Regions from separate parts of the Mus musculus genome. Here regions 1, 2, 3 and 4 are each linked to region 5. A link is a loop called in an ENCODE intact Hi-C map of the cell type or tissue named here. Cell type or tissue: left cerebral cortex. All regions are shown on one strand. Links, peaks and the distances in the headings refer to the core of each region. The heading gives the core; the rest is flanking DNA. Region 1 overlaps Chil5 (chitinase-like 5). Region 2 overlaps Chil5 (chitinase-like 5). Region 3 has its middle 9.2 kb from the start of Pifo. Region 4 overlaps Cd53 (CD53 antigen). Region 5 holds the start of Gm35507 (a long non-coding RNA gene).

The links. A loop is a pair of places that touch in the nucleus more often than their neighbours do. Peaks named below come from ENCODE experiments on the same cell type or tissue, not always from the same donor. Only the 100,000 strongest peaks of a DNase experiment are listed, where the experiment ranks them.
Region 1: it touches region 5 in a loop (3-fold over the local background); 6 of 42 quality-filtered maps call a loop at or near these places.
Region 2: it touches region 5 in a loop (6-fold over the local background); 6 of 42 quality-filtered maps call a loop at or near these places.
Region 3: it touches region 5 in a loop (11-fold over the local background); 10 of 42 quality-filtered maps call a loop at or near these places.
Region 4: it touches region 5 in a loop (7-fold over the local background); 14 of 42 quality-filtered maps call a loop at or near these places.

Annotation. Positions count from the first base shown.
Region 1 is chr3:106,012,511-106,016,984 of GRCm38, reverse strand. It overlaps Chil5 (chitinase-like 5), which reads left to right. Exons shown (of 11, transcript NM_001080816.2): 11 at 1-66. It also overlaps a transcript of Pifo not described here. Among named protein-coding and RNA genes, the nearest start is that of Gm42722, 2.4 kb to the left of the region's middle. In left cerebral cortex, for the core only: no CTCF peak of the experiment used is centred there; no DNase peak of the experiment used is centred there.
Region 2 is chr3:106,019,466-106,023,939 of GRCm38, reverse strand. Chil5 (chitinase-like 5) reads left to right here. Exons shown (of 11, transcript NM_001080816.2): 6 at 3,927-4,051; 7 at 4,228-4,351. All of the region lies in intron 2 of Gm42722 (a long non-coding RNA gene), which reads right to left. Among named protein-coding and RNA genes, the nearest start is that of Gm42722, 4.5 kb to the right of the region's middle. In left cerebral cortex, for the core only: a CTCF peak has its summit at 1,900 (motif pointing left); a DNase peak (open chromatin) is centred at 1,897.
Region 3 is chr3:105,990,047-105,994,520 of GRCm38, reverse strand. No RefSeq gene overlaps it. Among named protein-coding and RNA genes, the nearest start is that of Pifo, 9.2 kb to the left of the region's middle. In left cerebral cortex, for the core only: a CTCF peak has its summit at 2,437 (motif pointing left); a DNase peak (open chromatin) is centred at 2,428.
Region 4 is chr3:106,769,446-106,773,919 of GRCm38, reverse strand. It overlaps Cd53 (CD53 antigen), which reads left to right. Exons shown (of 8, transcript NM_007651.3): 2 at 3,160-3,238. The coding sequence starts at 3,176. Among named protein-coding and RNA genes, the nearest start is that of Cd53, 18 kb to the left of the region's middle. In left cerebral cortex, for the core only: a CTCF peak has its summit at 1,886 (motif pointing left); no DNase peak of the experiment used is centred there.
Region 5 is chr3:106,878,357-106,882,830 of GRCm38, reverse strand. It overlaps Gm35507 (a long non-coding RNA gene), which reads left to right and starts at 3,470. Exons shown (of 4, transcript XR_375943.1): 1 at 3,470-3,587. In left cerebral cortex, for the core only: a CTCF peak has its summit at 2,621 (motif pointing right); no DNase peak of the experiment used is centred there.

The DNA of each region.
Region 1 (4,474 bases), core at 248-4,247, 870 kb after region 5:
CTCCTTGCGAAGCTCGTCTTGAATTACCTAAAATACTAAAAATAAAATCAACAGTCAAAACATGAATTCCCTTGGGTTGTGTGTGTTCATGTGTGTGTGTGTGTGTGTGTGTGTGTGTGTGTGTGTGTGTGTGTGAGAGAGAGAGAGAGAGAGAGAGAGAGAGAGAGAGAGAGAGAGAGGATAGAGAATTTGGTGAAAAACGCTTTCTCAACATGAAAACACCATCTGCCTCCAATGAAAAGTGGAAGCACTGTGTGAGCATGAAGCCAGCCACACTACTTACAGTCTTCCACCTGCCTGTGTACATCAGCATGATGGCTGTAAGGAGCAAATGGTGGATTTCGGTGCACAGGACAAAATGAGGACTTTTACAAATGTCTGTAACCTAGTAACCACTCTCAGAAAGGAGCCACCATGACTCCTCGACTCCTGCGCATACGCAGTGCAGCTTGGCTTGTCCAAAACTGGAAGCCTAGACATCATCCTACTTCTGCTGAAGGTCCAGTGCTGCTCTGTTTGTAGGATTGGCAACTGTGCAGTAGACTCATCATGGAGGTGCAGTGAATACATCGTAGAGTGTCTGCCCAGAAAATGAGCTAGCATGATCCTTTTTTGTGAACACGTACTGTACTTAAAACAGTTTATGTCATCCCTCACATGGTTATACAATTGACAGGTCATTAGACTTAGTGGAGCAGATTATAATATCATCTCCTTGAATTCACAATTTAGAACAAAGACTGTTGGTCTGTTATTAACTAAGAGTGACAGATTCTGTAGTATTTAAGCTCCAGAGCTATAGAAGAGTTTGTACATAAGACACGGATGCTTTAAATGCAGCAGCTAGAGTGTGGGACTAAGTGAAAGCACTTACCAATAACTTCATAGTTCCTAAGTCTAACTCGTTCACAAGGCCAGATGTGTTTCTGCCTTTAAAGTCTATAAAACTCTGCTACCTCTAAGCAAATCTCCTTACTCCTTAAAGCACTCAAGTGTGTTTCTCTTACTTACAATTAAAATAGTCTTCATGTAATAAGAATATTTTTCTATTTTTTTCTCCAGCAGCCACTGTATGGTCACCTTATGTGTCAAATTATTTTTGGTTTCATTCCTCGCATTTTTCAATTTTTATTAGTTTTTATTTATGATTTGGAATTGTGTACATGTATTCAGTGTATCTTTCTCAATATTTTTATTCTCTTTACATCCCAATTACAGCTCTCCTCCTTCCTCTCCTTCAAGTCCAACCTTACAAGTCCCTCTGCCCACAGCTCTCTCCCCTTCTCTTCAGAGAATAGGGTGTCTCCTTTGGGTACCCCTGACCCTGGGACACCTAGTCCCAGCAGGAATAGGTACATCCTTTCCCACTGAAGCCCATCCAGGCAGTATAGGTAGGGGAAGGGGATACAATGGTAGGCTCCTTGCCTTTTATAATAGGTCTCCCTGTATAGCCCAGATGGGTCTCAAAATCCTGAGCTCAGTGATCCTTTTGCCTAAACCTTTCAAGCAGATGTGACTACAAGCAGATGCCTATACAAGCAGAAGCACTTCCTGTTCAAATTACAAGTAATGAACACGCATTTTCTTACTTAGTTCACATGCAAACTTCATAAAACAGATATTACTACTTCCTGAAAACCGAGACCTGGGGAAGCTTGGTTCCTTATTAAGCCATATCCAGAGCCAGACAACCAAAGCTTGGACCCTTCCCTACGATTTCACTACATCCCCTGACACCAAGCACAGGGATCTCATGAGAGGTGGCGGCACTAGTGACTGATGAAGGACACATATACCCCAGTTAATTATCAGTCACCATAAACTCCAAGCACTTTCTATTACTACATGACAGATGCCACTCTAATGTGAACGGCACAGTGGTAAGAAAGGCTAACTTCCTTTTACTTCCTTTTAGGATAGTGATATGTTGCTTCTGCAGTGTTGGACAATAAATAAAAAGGGAAAATGAAGTAGACAAAAGCTTGTTAAAATGTGCCCAGTGAAAGACAATATTTTGATTCATCCTGTCTCAGATAATGACTCTGTGGGAAGATCTTAATGAAAGCCAAAGACAGCCAACAATTTTCTTATCTGGGAAAAATTATGGCAAAGACAATCTCCTTGTGGTAGAAATGAACAAGACGCATTAAGCTATACCACAGCTTAAGAGACTCAGCCTAGTATCCTGTTGTTGGTCACTGATAGAGTTGCTACTCAAATCAGCCTTTCTATCTGCCTTTATACCACAGTGCTGCTTTGCAGAAAACCATGTCATAATGACTTAAAGGGGAGCTTCTAAGGCAGGGTGGTTGCTTAGCAGCTAGTCTTGGGAACACCCTTCATTTTCTTGTTTAAAGCCTATGAAGGAAGTAGTGGCTCATGAAGACAGAAAATGAGGAGGACGTCAAGCCCCCTGAAAGTTGTCATGCAATGCAGTTACTATTCAAATCTCTTGAGGCATCTGAAAGGGCTAAGGTAGAAGAAGAACTGAAAAAGACCAAAGAGAATGAATTCACACAACGGAATGAACATCATGCTCTTCGGGACATCACTCATGGTAATGAATCTCTCGGGCTCTAGTACATATATGAAAGGGAAACTACCCCCTTCCTGGTAGGAAATAAATTGTCAAGAGGCAGGATAGAGCTCATGTGAGGATAAGAGAAGGAACCAGGTCCTGGGTTGGAAGGAGAACCGACCCAGCTAGCTGTACTAGAAGCCTTGGCAAAGAGAGTTCTCCAATCAGAAAAATTAGAACAAAAGTGCCCTTGGAGCTGGCTAATGACCTGGGCACAGAAGCGGTGAGCTAGAGGTGCATTTCAGCTGTGTATTAGCAAGTTTACACTCAATCTACATGTCTGAACTGCCCCAGTGGACCCCTACAGTCTCACGGCAGCCCTCGGAGGGAAGACGTGATTATTGTCACACACAATTACCTTTATTCCTTTATAGATACACCAGGGCCTAAGAGCTTCAGTACTTCCCACAAGATCATGAAGATAGGAAACACAAACCAGGACTTGGTGCACACTAGTCTATGAGACTTCACAGCCTGTGTTCACATGTTATTACTAAATGACAGAGTGTGACATTTATTTAAGAAAGTCTAGAAGGGAGGATTTAGGAAGTTGGCTTCCTCTTCACTATCAATTTCCTCTGGACAACTCTCCTGTAGTAGTATTTTCACTCCTCAGAATAGAGGTTCCCAATCTTGTTCAGCTCTAAGGCCTGCTGTGGGTGACATTTCATGATGTTCACTTTCTTGTTCTACTATTAAATCTGTCAGTAACACACTCTGCAGCACAAAATTTCATAGACTGATACATAATACCCTAATCTTAATTTTTAAAAGAATACCAAATTCTAATACTAGGTCATGTATAGCTGTGAGTAGATGCTCATCGTCAGCAACTTTAGAAGACAACGGCATTGGATTCTTGTACCATATATTTTATAACAAGTAGAATTGGGATTAGGAAATTCAAATTTTAATCTCATATGAGTGTTAGAGCATATTTACAAGTGGACACCAAAAGAAAGTGTTAAGAAAATTAATGCCAGGTATAGTAGTGTATGCTTTTAATTCCAGTACTCAGGAGGCAGAGGCAGTCAGATTTCTGAAGTTGGAGCCCACCTATTCTCCAGAGTGAGTTCAGGACAGCCAGGGACATAGGTCCTTACAGAAAGAAAGAAAGAAAGAAAGAAAGAAAGAAAGAAAGAAAGAAAGAAAGAAAGAAAGAAAGAAAGAGGAAGGAAGGAAGGAAGGAAGGAAGGAAGGAAGGAAGGAAGGAAGGAAGGAAGGAAGGAAGGAAGGAAGGAAGGAAGAAAGGAAGGAAGGAAGGAAGGAGAAAGAGGGAGGGAGAGAATAGGAGTGGGGAGGCAGAATTCCTACCTTACTAGTTTGTGGTAACAGGAGAAGGCAAAGAAGGTGCACAACGTGAACACGTGTAACATGTAGATAAAATCCCTTTACTCTAAAAGGCAGAGGAGATAGGTCATGTATGAATAGTGAGTGGACAGTGTTGTGTCATTGTTAGGTGTTTTGTGGTTTTGTTTTTGCTTTTGTTTCCTGAAACAAAGTATTTCATCTCAAACTCATCTCCAACTCCATATTCTCTGGCTCCCACCTCCAGACTGTTTGAATCACAGATGGTACCAGCACATCTGGCTCAGAGATGTTGATATAAATTATTTTATTGATGTATAAGAATACCAAGAAGGGCCTAAATCAACAATGAAGTGATGGGTTAGATTCAGCATGTGGGCTCAGTGGTGTAGACAGATACTCACTGTCACTACACAGACTGCCTCATACGGCCTCTCAGCCTGCTCCACCAAAGGGCTCCCTGTCCTGACACCCAGCTCATACATTACTCTTACTTATTTTGAAATATCATAAAATCTGGCTTGGGTTTCTTGTGGATGTTCATATCTGACTTCCTTCACTTAACATAGTGAGACTGTATTATTGCCT
Region 2 (4,474 bases), core at 314-4,313, 860 kb after region 5:
TAGTAATGGCAAAGATTCTTCTTTATGGAGTATCCATTCAATAAGTTATATTCTAAATATATCACATTGTTTTAAAGTCAATGATTTCTATTCCCATGTAATGCATGTTTTAGTTCTTTAAGAATATCATACATTGTATTTTGATCATATCCTCTACCTTATATTTTCCCAGATCCATCCCTAATTCCATATCCACCTAATTTTGTATACTAAACACATACACACACACACACATTTCCAATTAGTGCTACCTATGTATTCTTGAGTGTATGGCCATCCATTGGAGCATGTATCACCTATCAGGGGCCACACCCATAAGGAAAGCTAACTTTTCCTGAAAGCTATCAGTTACCAATAATTCCTCCACTAGGGATGAAATTTCTTGACTGCCTCTCCACTCTATGCTAGGCTTTTGTCTGGTGGAGCTTACACAGATCTCCCTGTTCTATGATAAAATTACCATAAGCATTGTGGTCTTTATTCTACAGACAGGCAACCCAGGATATAACCACCTGTTCTATCTGACTACAGACTTCAGTTCTGGGAACAATTACATGAGACTATCTAATGTTAATAGAGTAACATGTGCTCTGTGGCACATATTGGGCTTAGGCATAAAAATGTGAATAAAGCAAAATCTTTAGCTTTAAATATCTGTGAAGCAGAAGACTGAAACATAATCAACAACTGCACACTCACTATAAGTCCCTTGATGAAAGTCCACAGAGTACAAAAGAAACCCAGAGAAGCTTATGTGAGGCAGGATCAGAAAGAGCTTCCCCAGTAAGAGATGCCTAATCTCAGTCTTGGAAAATCACTGGTGTCCACAATTAGATAACAATGTACATGTCACAAATGAAGACACAGAGATCAGAGATCACATGACTGGGAGAAAGATTATGAGATTCCACAGGAAGCAAGAATCTGATCATGTGGGTCCTTTAGCTAAACAATTAGGAATGCTTCCTCAAGATAATTGAGAATCATTTGAAGGGTTGTATACAGTGAAGAAATATGACCAAACTTTTGGGTTTGACTTATTCCTCTAATATTAGCCACAAAACAGGTAGAATAAGCAGATAAAGTTCCAATGGAACCTATTGGCATACATTAAGGTACAGACAATCAGGAAAGCAATGCTTTTACACTGAAAGAAGGAGGGCACATATAAAGGAACATTTGAAGACAGAAATCCATAAGACATGGGGATCAATTTTAAGTAAAAATAGAGACTATCCCCAGCTTTCTGAATTAGAGTACTATGTGGGCATAAATATGTTAAGATGATAAATACAACAAAGGAGTGTCTTGGAAGGGAAAGAACTGGTTCCTATACCTCTAAACCTAGTGACTATGACATATCTGAATGGCCAGAATGCATTGGATAGAGATCTAGAGTTCATGGGAAAGAATTTGACTTAATGAACTGGTATTATCAGCAAGAGAAATGGCCACCAAGTAAAAGGAATAAATTATAGTCAAAGACCACAAATGGCTTTTAATTTATCCCATTCTTTACTTTTATTTTTCACTTTTTAGCAGATTGCTCTACCACTGTCCTATACTCACAGAGACAGATTCTTTCCATATGGCCCCATATCATCAGGCATCCTCTGGATAGTTTCAACACAAAGTAATACTGAGTCAACCAGTTTAATTTTGTCCAAAGCTCTAAATATCAGATACAGTAATTCCATTACTTTATTTTTCAGTTTCTATCTATTCTTTGATAATCTCACACATAAATAAATGTACTTAGATCATATTTATTGCCTTCTCCACCATTAAACCTTTCCAATTCTCCCCAGACTTTCCTCATCACACACACAACTTTAGGATTTTGGTTTTGAATCCATTGACTGCTGCTCATATTTACATGTGTGTGCCTCCATCTACTGGAGCATGAGCAAATTGCCATGGACTATACTACTGAGGAAAACTAATTCTCTTTTCTACTATAGCCAATAGCTCCTCAACTAAAGGTGAGACCACCTGAGACCCTTTCCTCTTCATACTGAAGTGTCAGTTGGCTTAATCTTGTGCTGGTCTTGTGTGAACAACCACAATGATTGTGAATTTGTGGCTGCAACAGATCCATCACAGCCAAAAGGCATTATTTTTCAATAGTAGTCCCCAATTCTTACAATATTTGCACCCCTTTTCTGCAATGTTACCTGAGCCTTTGGGAGATGTGGTGTGATCCTTTCAGGCACAACATTCTATGGTGAATTATTCTCTGCATTTTCACCAGTTTTGAGTCTAGAATAACTGTCATTTACATTTGCATAAAGAATCTTCCCTGATGAGATATGAAAGTTGCACTAATCTGTGGGTACAAGGATAAGTTACTTAGGAGGTAGCTTGATACCATTCTCCTAAGTATTAGAAGGGTCTATGAGTCCCCATCTACAGATTCTTGGTCATTTTGACAGTACCAGGCATGAGTACCCCTCTATGGAGCAGGAGTTAGGTTTGGTGAAAAAGGTGTTGATTACCCTCATAGCACTCATGCCTATGTTGCACTAGTTGGCATATCTTTCCAGTCCAGTTGTTACTGCAGCTAGTAAGAGCCTCCTATCTGGGTAAGTCTTTTAATGGATTTCTCCACCACCAGACTTCAGTGTACCTTCTGGTAGCCATCAGGGAAGTACTTCTAAGTCACTACTAGTTTGACTTTTCTACGTCATATGAGCAAAGTGTGTGGTGCTCTTAGTGATAGGATCTCATCATCAAGTTCTATGGGTAACCAGCAGCAATAGGCCATATTGTCCTGCAGATCTCTGGGACCCCCTGACCAACTACTTAAAAACTAGTATTCCACATGTGGCACTGGGTTTTTAATAACGTATGGCTTCTGGAAGGAGCCTTATACTATAGCCTATGTAGGTAACTCCAATTAAGCTTTTGTTGTTGTTGTTGCTGTATTTTAGGAAGCTTATAAAGAAGTGGGTTTCTACGTGGTTTTGTCAAACATCCTTAGTGTTAGTTATCCTTTCTGTTACCTACTGTATACTACACTAACATTCAACTCCACACAACCTTCACACACACACACTTAACCCTTCTCCATTTTTCTCACTTTCCCCTCCACACTGTTTTCTAGTATTCTATGTCCCATCTCTTGGACTCATTTTTTCTTCCTTATACCTCGATAGCCCCTTTCTAGTTTCCTGGCTTCTGCAGATTATCCCTATTTTTAATTAAAACATGTCTTCAGAAAAAAAGCTATAGCCTGTCCACAAAACAGCATAATATAAAGTCAGAAACCTTGTAAGATGTGGAGTTAATATTTTAAAACAGCTCTAACACCCTTCTTATAAGGCCTGTTCATCTAATAAAATGTCCTAGTCTCTTGACCACTTGTAAGCATGACTATTTCTATGGGTATTCTGTTGGAAGATGACCATAGCACTCCCAAATAATGCAACTATAAGAGCTGGTGCCAGTAGTTCATATTAAGATACATAGTATCACACAAAGTACAAGTAGGTTATCATCTGGCACTGAACTGTGCCTATCATCCAGCAACCTACACCTTCTTTCTTAGATAACTTTGCATTGCATTTGATGAGATGTTGGCCCTATGACATACTTAAGCTACTGATAAAGTAGAAGGAACTTTCTCCACCACTGAAATCTGGATATAGGGAACTGCAGCAAATGATGCTTCAGAATGTGATGATGGTGGCAGAGCTATCAGTCATCTGAGACCTAGATTTTGGATGACTGGCTACTAAATTAAGATAGGACATAGTGAAATTTTTCTAAACCCATGATTATTAGATGGCTGTTCTATTGAATTTGTTGAGATGATGACAGAGTAAGATAAAACAAAATATGGAAGTATTTTTTAAATATGTACTTATGTTATTAGAGGGGCTGAAATGAATATGTGATATACTCTAATTTATTTTAATATCCTGTAGAAAATACGTGAGGCTTTTGAACTGGAAGCCATTGAAAACAAGAGCCCTAGGCTGATGGTCACTGCCACAGTAGCTGGTGTCATCTCTACCATCCAATCTGGCTATGAGATCCCTCAATTATCACAGTAAATGATCTACCTTATTCTGGAACTCCTGTAAGAGCATAAGCAGAGGATCTTAATTCTTGGGATTTTTTTCTATGCATGAGCTTTGTTTACAGTCTTTGAATGGGTGTATTTTTCTGACCTCATTATGACAAATGGCCATCAGAAATTATTTAAACAACAACCTTCATCCACAGCTTCCTAGACTACATCCAGGTCATGACTTACAATCTCCATGGCTCCCAAGATGGCTATACTGGGGAAAACAGCCCACTCTACAAATCCCTAAATGACACTGGCATCAACACCCTCCTCAATGTGGTAAGACTTTATACAAACCCAAATGCAGACTAGAAGTGGTCCAGATCATAAAAGATTCATTACAAAATTAAAAAAAAAAAACAAATTTTGAGTATGCAATATTCTTCTAATACCACATTATAC
Region 3 (4,474 bases), core at 173-4,172, 890 kb after region 5:
AATCTTTTTAGCCACATGGTGTGTGATGTGAAATGTACACTGTAGAAATAGTTTTAAGGATGCAGGGGAATTACTATAACTGGTTTCCTAAACACAGCCCTCTGCATCAGAAGAACCCACCTCAAATGGCCAACTGTAACAGAAATTCAACTACTGGGCTCCATCAAGCATGAATGATGCTCAAAAATGGGACTTTTTTTCTTTTTTGGATGTATGATGGTTTTTATTTACAATGTTATTGGCAAAAAAAAAAAAAAAAAAAAGGTGGGTTGAGAACTTCAAACAGCCTTAACACAGGGCACTGCAGCTGACCCTGCAAGTTGGGTTGACAAGTCCCATTCTCAGTATCCACCTAATTGCCCATAGATGTACAATACTGAATCTGCATATGCAGTTTCCTTTATCATATACAGTGCTCACCTTCAGACAGTCTCTAAAACATATAAATACAAAGGGAAGGACATCACTCAAGAGTGGGACTTTACTTTAATGTGCAACATGCAGCATAAAATTTTAAACACAGTATAGAGGAATATGTGCAAAAGAAATGTAGAAGGAAAATATGCAGAAGCAAGAAATTGCAGGTGAGACCTGGAGAAAATAGCCCCATCAGACACAGGAAACTGCATGTGAGACCAGGAGAGGGCAGAGCTGTGGATGTTCCAGATGCCTGAACTGGAAGAAAGAGCCATAAGATATTATGACAAATGTATAACATAGATTAGAGGAAAAAATTTGGACTGAATAAATGAACAATTGATACACAAAAAAAAAAAAAAAAAAGAGTGGGACTTTAACAAAACGTTCTGGGGTCCAAAACCGTGGTTTGTTTCCAGTTGATATTCCCCTGTGACACATGACTTATAGAAAGTAAAATTCTGGTGATCAGAGGCATCAAGACCATAAAAATGCTGCTATTGGCCCATGGAAACACCAAGAGGTCCCCAGAGCCCTGCCAAGAACGGTAAAAAAAGAACTCTAGCTAATCTAGGCAGAGGAAGTGCAGCCCCACCACCTATTCTCATTGTTAGCTTTGTCCTAGAATAAAGATTCTTGAGGAAAATGGCTCCCATAATTCACAGGGACTGTCTATTGGGGAATGTCAGGTTAGTGGCCTCAACCCCAAAACTGCAATAACCACTTTATATTTCATTACACTCATATTGTGCTCTGAATTCTTATTCAACATCAACCTTGCTCCTACTGGTTCCACCATAGCTGTCCAGGTATGAGCTGGGACAAAGAGCTTCTGCTTAGGCTAACCTGATCAAAGTATACAGCAGGTATCCTGGTAAGTGTGTGCATTGAACATATAGGTAAGGGAGAGGGGAGGAAATGGGTTTGATGATGGTGAAAGTGATAGTGGGCATGCCCTGTATGTCATTGCAACTGATCACAGACTAAGAGAAGGGAAAGACAAATATGGGGAGCTCCAGAGAAATGGGAACACAAAGGGCCTAAGTCCCTGCCCCACTTCCTGTGATCCCCTGTGAGATTCCTCCTTGGCCTTCCTGAAAAGGATGCTACAAAAGGCCTGGTCTGGTTCCCAGGCCCACAGTGGCTAGCTCATCATACTTTCTTGCATCCTCATCTCAGATTTCAGATTTTGGTTGTATTGACACAGCCATAAGAAATGGAAAGCATTCCTGAACTGTCTCTAACTTCACAGAGTTCAAATCACAGAGAAAAGCATGAGGCATGTGGCAGCATTCTCTAGAACACTCATATCCACATATGTGTGCATTTTTCTATGGACTCACCATAGTGGGTACATATATGCATGTGTGTGAACACACAAGACAATTCAGGACTTAGCCTGGGCACAGAGTTTGCATGCAAGGAAAATTAAATTAAGGGTACAAAGGAGGAGAGAGAAATGCCTTATTCCATCACTCTAATAAATCAGAGCATTCAAACAGCATTGATCATGCAAAGCTGGAATATGCTCTGGTGACACTATTCACCTGCTTTCTTAGCCATTTCCATGTGGAGCCTGTCTTCCTCCCTTGATCTGCAAATTGAGGTTCATGTTGGAAATGTCACCATGCTCAATGCCCCTAAAGTCTAACGTAACATTTCTTTTTAGAAAGATTTTAAGGGGAAATAATTGCTGCTGAGGACATCACTTAACAAATTTATTTCAGGCACACATGATGTCTGATCATGGCAATACCCAGATTAGGGCAACTGTGATCCCTAGGATCACAGTTAATAAAAGGCAGCGGTGGAATTTCAAGTGTGGTTTGTCTGAATGCAGAACTCTGTCTGATCACAGCTGCATAAGCCCAAGATCTTTGTTTCAGAGTGTGTGATGAAAACAACTTTTATGGTAATGAGAACCATGATTTGATTTCATTTTTACAGGCATGTTTAGTGATTGTTTTTCTCATTCCCTACTGAAACAAAACATAACCCTGCGTGTTGCTGCCACCTAGTGGCCATATTCCTAATAAAAATTATGGTTGAAAATAAAGGTTGAAAACAAGATGACATCTTCCCCACAGCTGTTTCCTAAGCGACTAACTGTCTCATGGTTTAATCCTGTGCCCTGCCTTCTTTTCCCACCCATCTCAAAACAGCCAACCAATAACCATTCCAGCTGTTCTAAAAACTACCCCCATTTAACATCTGTGTTTCCATCCTGTCAGTCTCTGAACACCCAGGCTTTCTTAGTGCTTGTAGAAAGCTTGCTTTCCAGGATATCCGTGCATAAGCTCTCTGAGTCTGTTTTCTTGACACAACACAAAATGACATGGCAGGATGCAAACTCCTCGGTTCTCTCAGGTTCATAGTTTTAACTTTGTCATCAGTGGGCTGGTGAGATGGCTCAATGATGAGAGTGCTAGACCTGATGATTGGTGTTTGCTGCCTGTAATCCAAGAGGTGGAGGAATAGATCCCACAGTTGTCCTTTGACTTCCACAGGAGAAATGATTGTCTGCATACACATAAAGAAATTTTTAACTTAAATAAAGCCATCGTTGAGCCAGGTTTCTGATGTCACTATTATTTTAGTGGAGATTCCCATGCAGTAGTCCCACATAAGTATATATGGAATAAGAATAAAAGTTTTACTTATGCTTCTACCTTCTCCACTTAATAACTTTTTAGTCAATGGTCTAGAAAGTTACAGTACCAACCATCTCAAAGTAGGAGAAGGCAGTAGAACTCTGAAGTGTCCTATTAAAATACACATATTTTGGACCAGCCAGATAGTTAAAATAAGGAGCCTAACTTAGCCTCCTGCTATATATGCAATATTAAACCAAGAGTGTTCACATACAAACTGGAATCTTTGTTAATCACTTTTCTGACATGCTTAAATCCTTCTATTATGTCTAGATCTTGGCCCAGGTCCTGACTGCAACCAATGTCCCCAGAACTCTATACTAAGCTGTAGAAACAAGTAGTGTTTTCATCTCAGCAGCAAGATTATTGGGAATATTTAAGTGGTAGAAAGAATGTGAAACCCTATACAAAAGAACCTACACCTCCCAGCAAACATTTTTACTAAAGAAGAAACCCACAGGCTTCCAGAAACACTCTGCAAAGTCAACATTCTAGTCTGGAGCAGTGGCAGAGCCTGCTTGGGAAATTCTCAGGCATCTTACTGGATAAATTGGCTGATGTGTGACTGAGGAGGGCCATATTAAATACTGAACTGTGACCCTCCCCGCCCCCAGGGATCATTAGCAGATATTGGTCCACTAGGGCAAAGAAGTCAGGAAGGACCAGCTGCAGACAGATCAACTGAACTTGGGGTGATTCAAAGCTTATATAGTTTGGGGGGCAATGGTCGTAATATCCAGGCTGAGCAAAATTCATTAGCTGAAGGTCTGAAATGCCTCAGTAGCATGGGGAAGCATTTCAGGAATCTCAGGTGCTAGCTGAATGGGTTCTTCTCAAGAGAAAGAAGTTGAACCTATACTGTTAACCAAGGCTACATGACATTCTGCAGATAGAGGCATGTGGAATTTTTTGAACTCCCCAGACAAGGTCAGAGAAGGGGAGGCCCTGCCAGTGAAGGGAGTCCTCCATACTGTGCTGAGCTCAGAAAACTGTCCAGACAATGGTGGACTTCAACCTTAATTTAGCAGGGCAACGTCAAAGCTCTGTTTCTGCACCAAGATCATCGTGAACAGAGTTCCTCCCATTTCTCTTCCATGTTTACATTAACAAGGTTAACTGTAGGTTTTTCCTTCACCTCCTACAAGCCAACCTTGAGCAGGACCCTACAGCAGCCATGGTGAGCAATGATCAATCTTGCTAGCAAATACCTTCTACTCACAATAAAGAGAGACGGAGAAAGCACAGAATTACATTAGTGCCGCAGACCCTTTTGGTCCCTGTCTGCGTAGAATGGGTCTCTGATTGCAAGTGGACAAGGAGTCAACGAATGAATGAAAGAATCACACGAGAGATTGTGTAGAATCTGAATGTAATTTTTCAAGTCGAGATCATACTTTTTATACAGA
Region 4 (4,474 bases), core at 304-4,303, 110 kb after region 5:
AACCAACCAACCAACCAACCAACCAAACAAACAAACAAACAAACAAACAAAAAACTCAAGGAAATCAACTGAAATGAGGAAAATTTCACTTTGAGTCATACTTTTAAAGATGTGGTTACTGGTCCTTGTTATTTGGGGTGTGTTCTGAGGCTCAAACATTGTGGTAGAAGCACAGAAGAGATCAAAATTATTTACTTACAATATTTGAGCAAGAGAGAGAGAAAGGGAGAAAGAGAAGACAGGGAGGAGAGCAAGAGACATATAAAAAGATAAAACCTGCAATGGCATGTACCCAATGGCCTAAATCTTGAAAACATGGTCCACATCCCAAAGAATCAAGCACCTTTGGATAACATTATCAGCTGGAGACCAAGTTTTCATTTAACACATGAGTCCTTTGAGACCATTTAACATCCAAACAACAGCTGACAAGAAAACATGGCCTATTTTTCTATGAAAGTCATGTTGTTTTGCCTCTGGTCTAACAATTTACCTGGAAATTTTCTCTATTTCTCATAGTGTGGATCTTCTAGATAGAAATTCCCACAGCTTCTGTATATGTTATAGTTACATCTTAAGTGTCATGCATAAATCTCATATATTTTATATTCTTCATATTTTATATTTCTTTTTTGTGAATATTTATTGAATATAAAATCCTGAGATGACATTTTTGTATGTTTTAATACTTTAAACAAGTTTCTCCACTCTCCTGGATTGACTGTTTTCTGATAAGTCTGTTCTTATTCTTATATTAGCTCCTTAGTGTCTAATATATCTTGTTTCTTTTGGCTATTTTAAGATTTCATTTTTATCATTGGTTGAGTAATTTATAATAATTTTACTATGGAGTATAATTTTTTATACTTGGATTTCATTGAGGTTCTTTGACATAAGTAAATTATTTTAATCTAGTCATAATTTATTATGGATATTAATTCTTCAAACATTTTTCTCTCTGTTCCTTTGGGGACCCCCATTACATAGAAACTATGATACTCAATATTGTTTCTTCATTTAGAAGTGCTCTATTATTTAAATTTTTGTTGTCTGTCCTTTTTTGATATTTTTCTCACTACCTTAAAGTTCATTAATTTTTTCTTATGTAATATCTACTCTTCCATTAATATATTCTAGTATATTTTCATTTTAGGCATTGCAGTTTTATCTTTAGCAGGCAAGTTTGCACATGTGTATTCATGTGCATGCACACACAGGCACACACACACACACACACACACACACACATGCGCACACATACACTTATATACATGTAGGAACTCATTATGCAACCTAGGATGACCTTAAGTTGTTAACTCTCTAGCCTAATTATCCCCAGCATTGGGATTACAGGCCTATGCCATCATTTGCACATCTTGAAATGAGAGATTAACATGGTTTATTTAGATGGGCATTGTCTAGATATAATTCTCATTCCCTCTCCCCCTCCCTCTCTCCCTCCCTCTCTCCCTCCCTCTCTCCCTCCTTCCCTCTCTCCTTCCTTCCTTCCTTCCTTCCTTCCTGCCTTCCTGCCTTCCTGCCTTCCTGCCTTCCTGCCTTCCTGCCTTCCTGCCTTCCTGCCTTCCTGCCTTCCTTCCTCTATTTCTCTCCATTCTCTCTTTCTTGCTTATTTCATTTGTCTTGCTTGTCACCACCTATATGTGTAGTGTACTGTCCAATGGCATAAGTCAAAGAATGATAGAGCTGGACACCTGATGTACTCCTCTGGCGCACACATATACATATATACATATACCATTTATATATATCATACACATTCACAGAGTGGTGTCTGCTAAAATGATAGTGTCACTTAAAAGACTGTGCTCATATTGTGGTCTTTTTAAAATTTTACAATATATATTTGTGTGTCTAATTTCTGCTACAACACTGACATCTACTGGAAAATGTCTAATCCTTACTCATTGTCATATTTAGAACAGAAATATAGATGGTTGTATATAAAAGGGTAAATGAAGCATAGATATATCTTCTCACACTTTCATATGGAGAGGCTTTACAGACAATTCAATAAGAAATGATGAAAAAAAAAGGCCATGAATTAAAAGGAAAGTGGGAAAGTGTATATGAGAGGGTTTGGAGGGAGGACAGGGAAGAGAGAAATATTGTAATTAAAATACAGTTACAAAAATAAAACAATAACAACACATTTAGGATGTAATGAATATCAAGACAGTTAAGGAAGTGTCTGTTCAGGTCACTAGCCTTCTTCCCTGACCGATCAACCAATTCTGACCTCAAAGGCTGTTTTCTTGAGTAGCCAGACATTAGTCACTGATGTCACCCAGGACCAAAAGCACTGGCTTACTTTGTGTCCCTGTGACACATCTTTTTGTAAGAATGGCTCTATTGTTGGGTCATGGGTTTACTATAATACCAAACATGGCTTGCTGTATTGGAAAACATTTAGCTTTCAAGATGATAGCTTTTCAAATGGGGCTTCAATTTTCAACATGTGAAATTGGGGGTTTGGGAAAAATTTTCCAGATAAGAGAAAGCTTAAACACAAGATGGTGGTGATGATCCTTGGACTCTGAGCACTCTCATTTTGGAGTATGTGATGCTATCTTATAATACCAAATTCATCTACAAAAGCCTATACTCAACAAAACTGGAAAATCCGGATGAAATGAACAATTTTCTAGACAGATTCCAAATACCAAAGTTAAATCAGGATCAAATAAACAATCTAAACAGTCCCATCACCCCTCAAGAAATAGAAGAAGTCATTAATAGTCTCCCAACCAAAAAAAGCCCAGGACCAGATGGATTTAGTGCCTTTAGACCTTCAAAGACTTAATACCAATACTCTTCAAACAATTTCACAAAATAGAAACAGAGGAACACTACCCAATTTGTTCTATGAAGCCACAATTACTCTGATACCAAAACCACACAAAGACACAACAAAGAAAGAGAACTTCAGGCCAATTTTCCTTATGAGTATTGATGCAAAAATACTCAATAAAATTCTTGCAAACTGAATCCAAGAACATATCAAAACTATCATCCACCATGGTCAAACAGCCTTCATCCAAGGGATACAGGGATGGTTCAATATAAGGAAACCCATCAATGTAATCCTCTATATAAACAAATTCATCTAGAAATTCTTTTATTCTTCCTTTTGTTTTTTAGGGCATACTATCCCAGCATGGGCATGAGCAGCCTGAAATTGCTGAAATATGTTCTGTTTATCTTTAACTTGCTTTTTTGGGTAAGTACCCCCTTTTGAAATATCTGAAATAATAATCTTTCATTCTAGCTAAGCTGTCCTTCCTTAAGGAAGAGTATAGTACAGAATGTGAACTGTGCATGCCTGGGTAATATCTAGAACACTTTACCTAGGCACAAATCAGTAATAATTTCCTCACTTTCTGCCATTGTGTGACACCATAAGTCTACAAAATTGAAAAATATCAGTGCAAGTAATAATGAAGTTGTGCAGACTCTCTGGGGATTTAGGGATGCATTACAAATAGCTGGCATCTGTAAAACAAATCGACTACAATTTGGGTATTAAATTCTACCCTCTCCTCTTCCCCAGTGGCATGGGAGAATACTGACAGAAAATTCTTACTGAAGTTCTATTTCTAAATTTAAAAAACATACATCTATGCTGACTTCTGTGGTATCTAGGTTCATTTCTTCAGTCATCCTGGTCAGCATGTGTTATTTATAGTTTTCTTTATGACAATCATTCTGATGGGATGGAATAGAGTCTTCATGTAGTTTTGATGTAGCTAGAGATGTTGAACATTTTGTCACTTAATTATTGACTGTTTGGAGCTGGGCAGTGATGGCGCACACCTTTAGTCCCAGCACTTGGGAGGCAGAGGCAGACAGATTTCTGAGTTCAAGGCCAGCCTGGTCTACAAAGTGAGTTCCAGGACAGCCAGGGCTACACAGAGAAACCCTGTCTCGAAAACCAATATATATATATATGTTACCAATATATATATTTTACTTCTCATTTTGTCTCCAAAAGAATCATAGTCACCTTACAGCAAAGACAGATGCCCATCCATACTTTCACTCTACCATTATCAATAGCTAAATTGTTTTCAGAGACTGTATATCCATCAACAGGTGACTGTATGCATGTACATGTCTAAATATGGTATATGTACATAATAGATCTTTCCCTAGCCACAATGAAGAATGAAATCATGCAGAAAAATACATGAAACTTGAGGTTACTTGGAAATAAGTCATTCCTACTTAGAAAAGTACTTCATCTTCCTTCATTTGTGGAAGCTAAGAAAAATATGAAAAACGTTTAATTAAAAGGGGGACTATTAGAAGTGAGAAGGAGGAAATGCAAAAGAGAAAGCAGATAAGAAAGATTAATAGAACAGTGAATATGTTTAAAGTACATTATGTGCTTGATGTGTAGAAATATAACAAAAACTTTTTGTATAGTTAACATAGACTAATAAAAATGTAAAGTTTA
Region 5 (4,474 bases), core at 194-4,193:
TTGTGTTGCTTCTGGGGACTGTCCATGGCCTGTGCTATAGTTGTGTTGATATCTGTGGTCTGTGCTGCCACTGGAGACCATGCAAAGGACCCTGGCAATGCTAATATTGGAGACCATGTGGAAGTTCATGATCTATGGTCCTGATGACTGTAAAGGGCAAAGAAGCTTCTTTGGCCTTCAATAACTTCAGACTCACAGTTGAGAAAGAGAGACATACAATGCTTCTGTGACAATCTCCACTTCACCCCCCAAATAACAGCCTGGACAGGAAACCATTAAAGAGAGAACTCTTAGAATTGTGATATGGATGCTAAAGTGTAGCTCTCCATAACTGATGGCTTCTACAGGGGTGTGGGTGGGGAATGATTAAGTTTCTTCAAGGGGCTTGCCATTGAAAGTTTGACCATGCTTAGGGACATGGGCAACACAAAATGGACTTTTTCTTTTTCCTTCTCCTTCTCCTCTTCCTCCTCCTCCTCCTTCTCTTCTTCTTGGAGATCACAAGGTCAGGGGTGATGGACTTGGAAAAATTGGGATATGAGTGTGATCAGGACACATGTTGTGAATTTCCAAAATAATCAAATATTAGGTTGGGCAAAATCTTAAAAAAAATAAATGAGTAGATATACAAAAATTATAGAATATTTTATAACCTCAGAATGAACATGGAGTTTGTAACTTCATAGTGTAAGGTAAACATAAAGAGGTTAATAGAAAAAGAAGCTAGATGACCATTAAACAAATAATAAAAAATTGAATTTTCCTCATAATATATCAATCACTAAGTATAACCTTTTTGCCAACCTTGCATTATTCATATACATGAAACTATCTTAAAGCCCTCATATTGTTGTATTTAAAACACCACGATCAAAGCAACACTATGAAAGAAAACATTTAATTGGGGCTGGCAGCTGGCTTACAGTTTCAGAGGTTTAGTCCATTATCATGGCAGAAGTATGGCAGCCTACAGGCAGGTACAATACTAGAGAGGTAGCAGAGAGCTACATTCTGATTTGCAGGCAGAAATAGAGGAGAGAGAGAAGAAAGAGACTCTAGGCCTGGCTTTTGTTGTTGTTGTTTTGTTTTGTTTTTTGTTTTTCTTTTTTTGTATTTGTTTTTACTATGTAATTTTCCCCCATTTATTTATTCACTTTACATCCCTTTCACAGTAAGGCTACCCCTCCTCCAAGGCTACCCCTCACTGGCCCCTCCCCTACTTCCTTCTCCCATTTACATCTGAAAAGCAAAAGGGTACCACTAGGTACCAAAATATTCTGGCACCTCAAGTCACTGTAGGACTCAGCACATCTTCTCCCACTGAGACCAGTCAAGCCAGCCCAGTTAGGGGATCAGGCAGAAAACAGAATCAGTTGCCTGAAGAACAAGTTACATATGGCAGCATTTGGGTCTAATCCATGAATGCTCTTTGGTTGCTGGTTCAGTCACTGGGAGCCCCCAAGGGTCCAGATTAGTTGACTCTGTTGATCTTTTAGAGTCCCTATTCCTTTCAGGTTCCTCAATCCTTCCCCCAAGTTTTCCACATGACTCCCTGAGCTCCATTTAATGTTTGCCTGTACATCTCTGCATCTGTTTCAGTCAGCTGCTGTGTGGAGTCTCTCAGAGGACAGTTACACTAGGCTCCTCTCTGCAAGCATAACGAGAATCATTAATATTGCCAGGAGTTGGTTCATGCCCATGGGATGAATTTCAAGTTGGCAGGTTATTGGATGGCTATTCACTCTGTCTCTGCTCTGTTTTTGTCCCTGCACTTCTTATAAGCAAGACACATTTTAGGTTGAAGATTTTATGGGTGGTTTGGTGTCTTATCCCTTGGCACAATTCTTTGAGACCCCCAAAAGCCAATGACCCACTTCTTCCAACAAGGGCACACCTCCTAATCCTTTCAAATGTGCCACTTCTTAATGACTACACATTCATATATATTTATATAAGCCTATGGTGGCCATTTTTATTCATACTACTCCACCCTCCTTCTGGTTATTTCTAAATAGATGAGGACTCTGCACCAGAGCCAGCTTAGGAGGCTCTCATAACCAGTTTGACCCCTAGGCTGTACAGTTAGAATTTCAATACAGTGTACCCATAGACACCACCACAATACTGTCCCATCTCTTCTTTTAATTTTTTTCTTTTGTTTTAACTTATTGACTCTCCATCCCATTCACTGCCCCCTTCAGTTACCCCCTCCCACAATCCTCCCTTCCCCTTCTCTGAGAGGGTGGGGACCCCCTTGGCTACTCCCTACCCCCTTGGCATTTCAAGTCTCTGCAAGAATAGGCACTTCCTCTCCCACTGAGGCCATACAAAGTAGCCAGCTAGTAGAACATATCCCATCTACAGGCAACAGCTTACAGGATAGCCATAAGCTATCTTATTCCAGTTCCAGGAAGAACCATTGTCCCCTGGCTGGTTATGACTCTAGGTTAACATGAGGTACAGTTTACAAAGTCAGGATGTCTCAATATTGGAAGACACTTAATATAGAATTCTGGACTTGTTCAAACAATTAATTAGTAACTGTGTAGTACAGTGTGTGAAATACCACCTTTAAATGGGTTATACATAGCTTTTAAAAGAATGTTTCTAAAATTTTCTATTACACCACCAGATGGTGATAGAGAGTCAAAGTTATATTATTTGTATGTAATTTTTTTTTTAAAAGTGGGTAAGTTAATCATTTCAAAGAAAATGAACTATTTCTTGTGTGTACTACCTAGATAACAGTTTATTTAGTTATATTATTAAATATATTACTAAGTCAGTGAAGGAAAATATTACTACCATATTGGAGATGAAGACACTGAAACTAAGATATCTTATACTTGACATCTTTAGAGTTAAAGATTTCCTAGGAATTTCCTTGAAAACTTTCAGACATATTTTTTTCCTAAAATATTTGTAATTTTATTTTTATTTTTATTTTTTTTTTACTATCTGAGGCATATATTTATCCATATAACCCGGAAGCCTTGTTAGTAATTTGCTCATGAAAAAGGAAAGTATAAGTCCACACCAAAATACAAATATTTATAGAAACTTTATTCATAATACTCCAGACAACTGAAATGCCTATCAACTTAGAAATATCTGGACCAGGTGACGATTTGAATTCCCAAGATATGGAGTGCTTGGCAGTCAATAGAATCACTGCCTTCACATATACAAAAGGAGGAGTGTATCTTAAATGTTATGAGAGAGGAAAAGGCTGCTAACTAGAGAAAATAAAGTGGAATATTAAATAATAAACCCAATTAAGAAAAAAAAGTTAAGATAAAGTTAGAAATAAAAAAGCTTTAAAGTCATATTGTGATGGTTTGTATATCCTTGGACCAGGGAGTGGCACCATCTGAAGGTGTAGCCTTGTTGGAATAGGTGTGACCTGGTTGGAATGGGTGTGTCACTGTGGGTGTGGGTATAAGATCCTCACCCTAGTTGCCTGGAAGTCAGTCTTCCACTAGCAGCCTTTGGATGAAGACATAGAACTCTCAGCTCCTCCTGCGCCATGCCTGCCTGGATACTGCCATGCTCCCACCTTGATGATAATGGACTGAACCTCTGAATCTGTAAGCCAGCCCCAATTAAATGTTGTTTTTTTTATAAGACTTGCCTTGGTCATGGTGTCTGTTCATAGCAGTAAAACCCTAACTAAGACACATATTGAACCGGCTAGCTTGTCCAGTGTATGAACTTTTGGTAAACTACTAAATTGTAACTCTTTTGCTGTTGTTTCTGCTGGAAATGCTACCTAACTAATGATATTAGCCTTCAAATACATCTATAACCAAGGAGGGAGTATTATTGTCACTTTATTTCACAAAATATTTTGTGTGAAGTGGAAGAAAGCAAATCTTCCAAGAGATAGAAGATGGCAATAATGTCTAGAGGCTAAGGAGAGAAATAAGGAATTTGAACACCCACTAATAATATGAGAGAAACCCGGCTCATGATGCATAAGAACACTGACAAATGACACTATGTTGGGTTGTCCTATTTTTGAAATAGTACCAGTGTAGACTTCATGGTTGTGTTATGTTCTACAGCTACCCAAAGAAGAGTAGAAGGGCTAGAAGGTTGAGATAATGCACACTAATCTGCTATTATAGCTGGGCTATATGAACAAAGAGTTGAGAATTCTGAAGAGACAGAGTTAATAATAACATACCTTTTCATCTAGAAAATAATGAAATTAAAAATTAGAGGGAAACATTAAGTTTTTGGAATGAGGGGACATCAATCAGAAAATTGCTGAAAATAACTATCAGATCATAGGTACAATGCAATAAGATGTATTTAAAAAAAAAGCCTTGAAGGACAGAAAGTTTTATTGGTCATCATTTTAAATGGAAAATCATAAACTATAGAAACATAAGGTTGGGGTGGAATTTTAGATCAAGAATATAGTATCAGAACAAAACTTCAACATAAATCTGGAAAAGGTTACAAAGTCCCA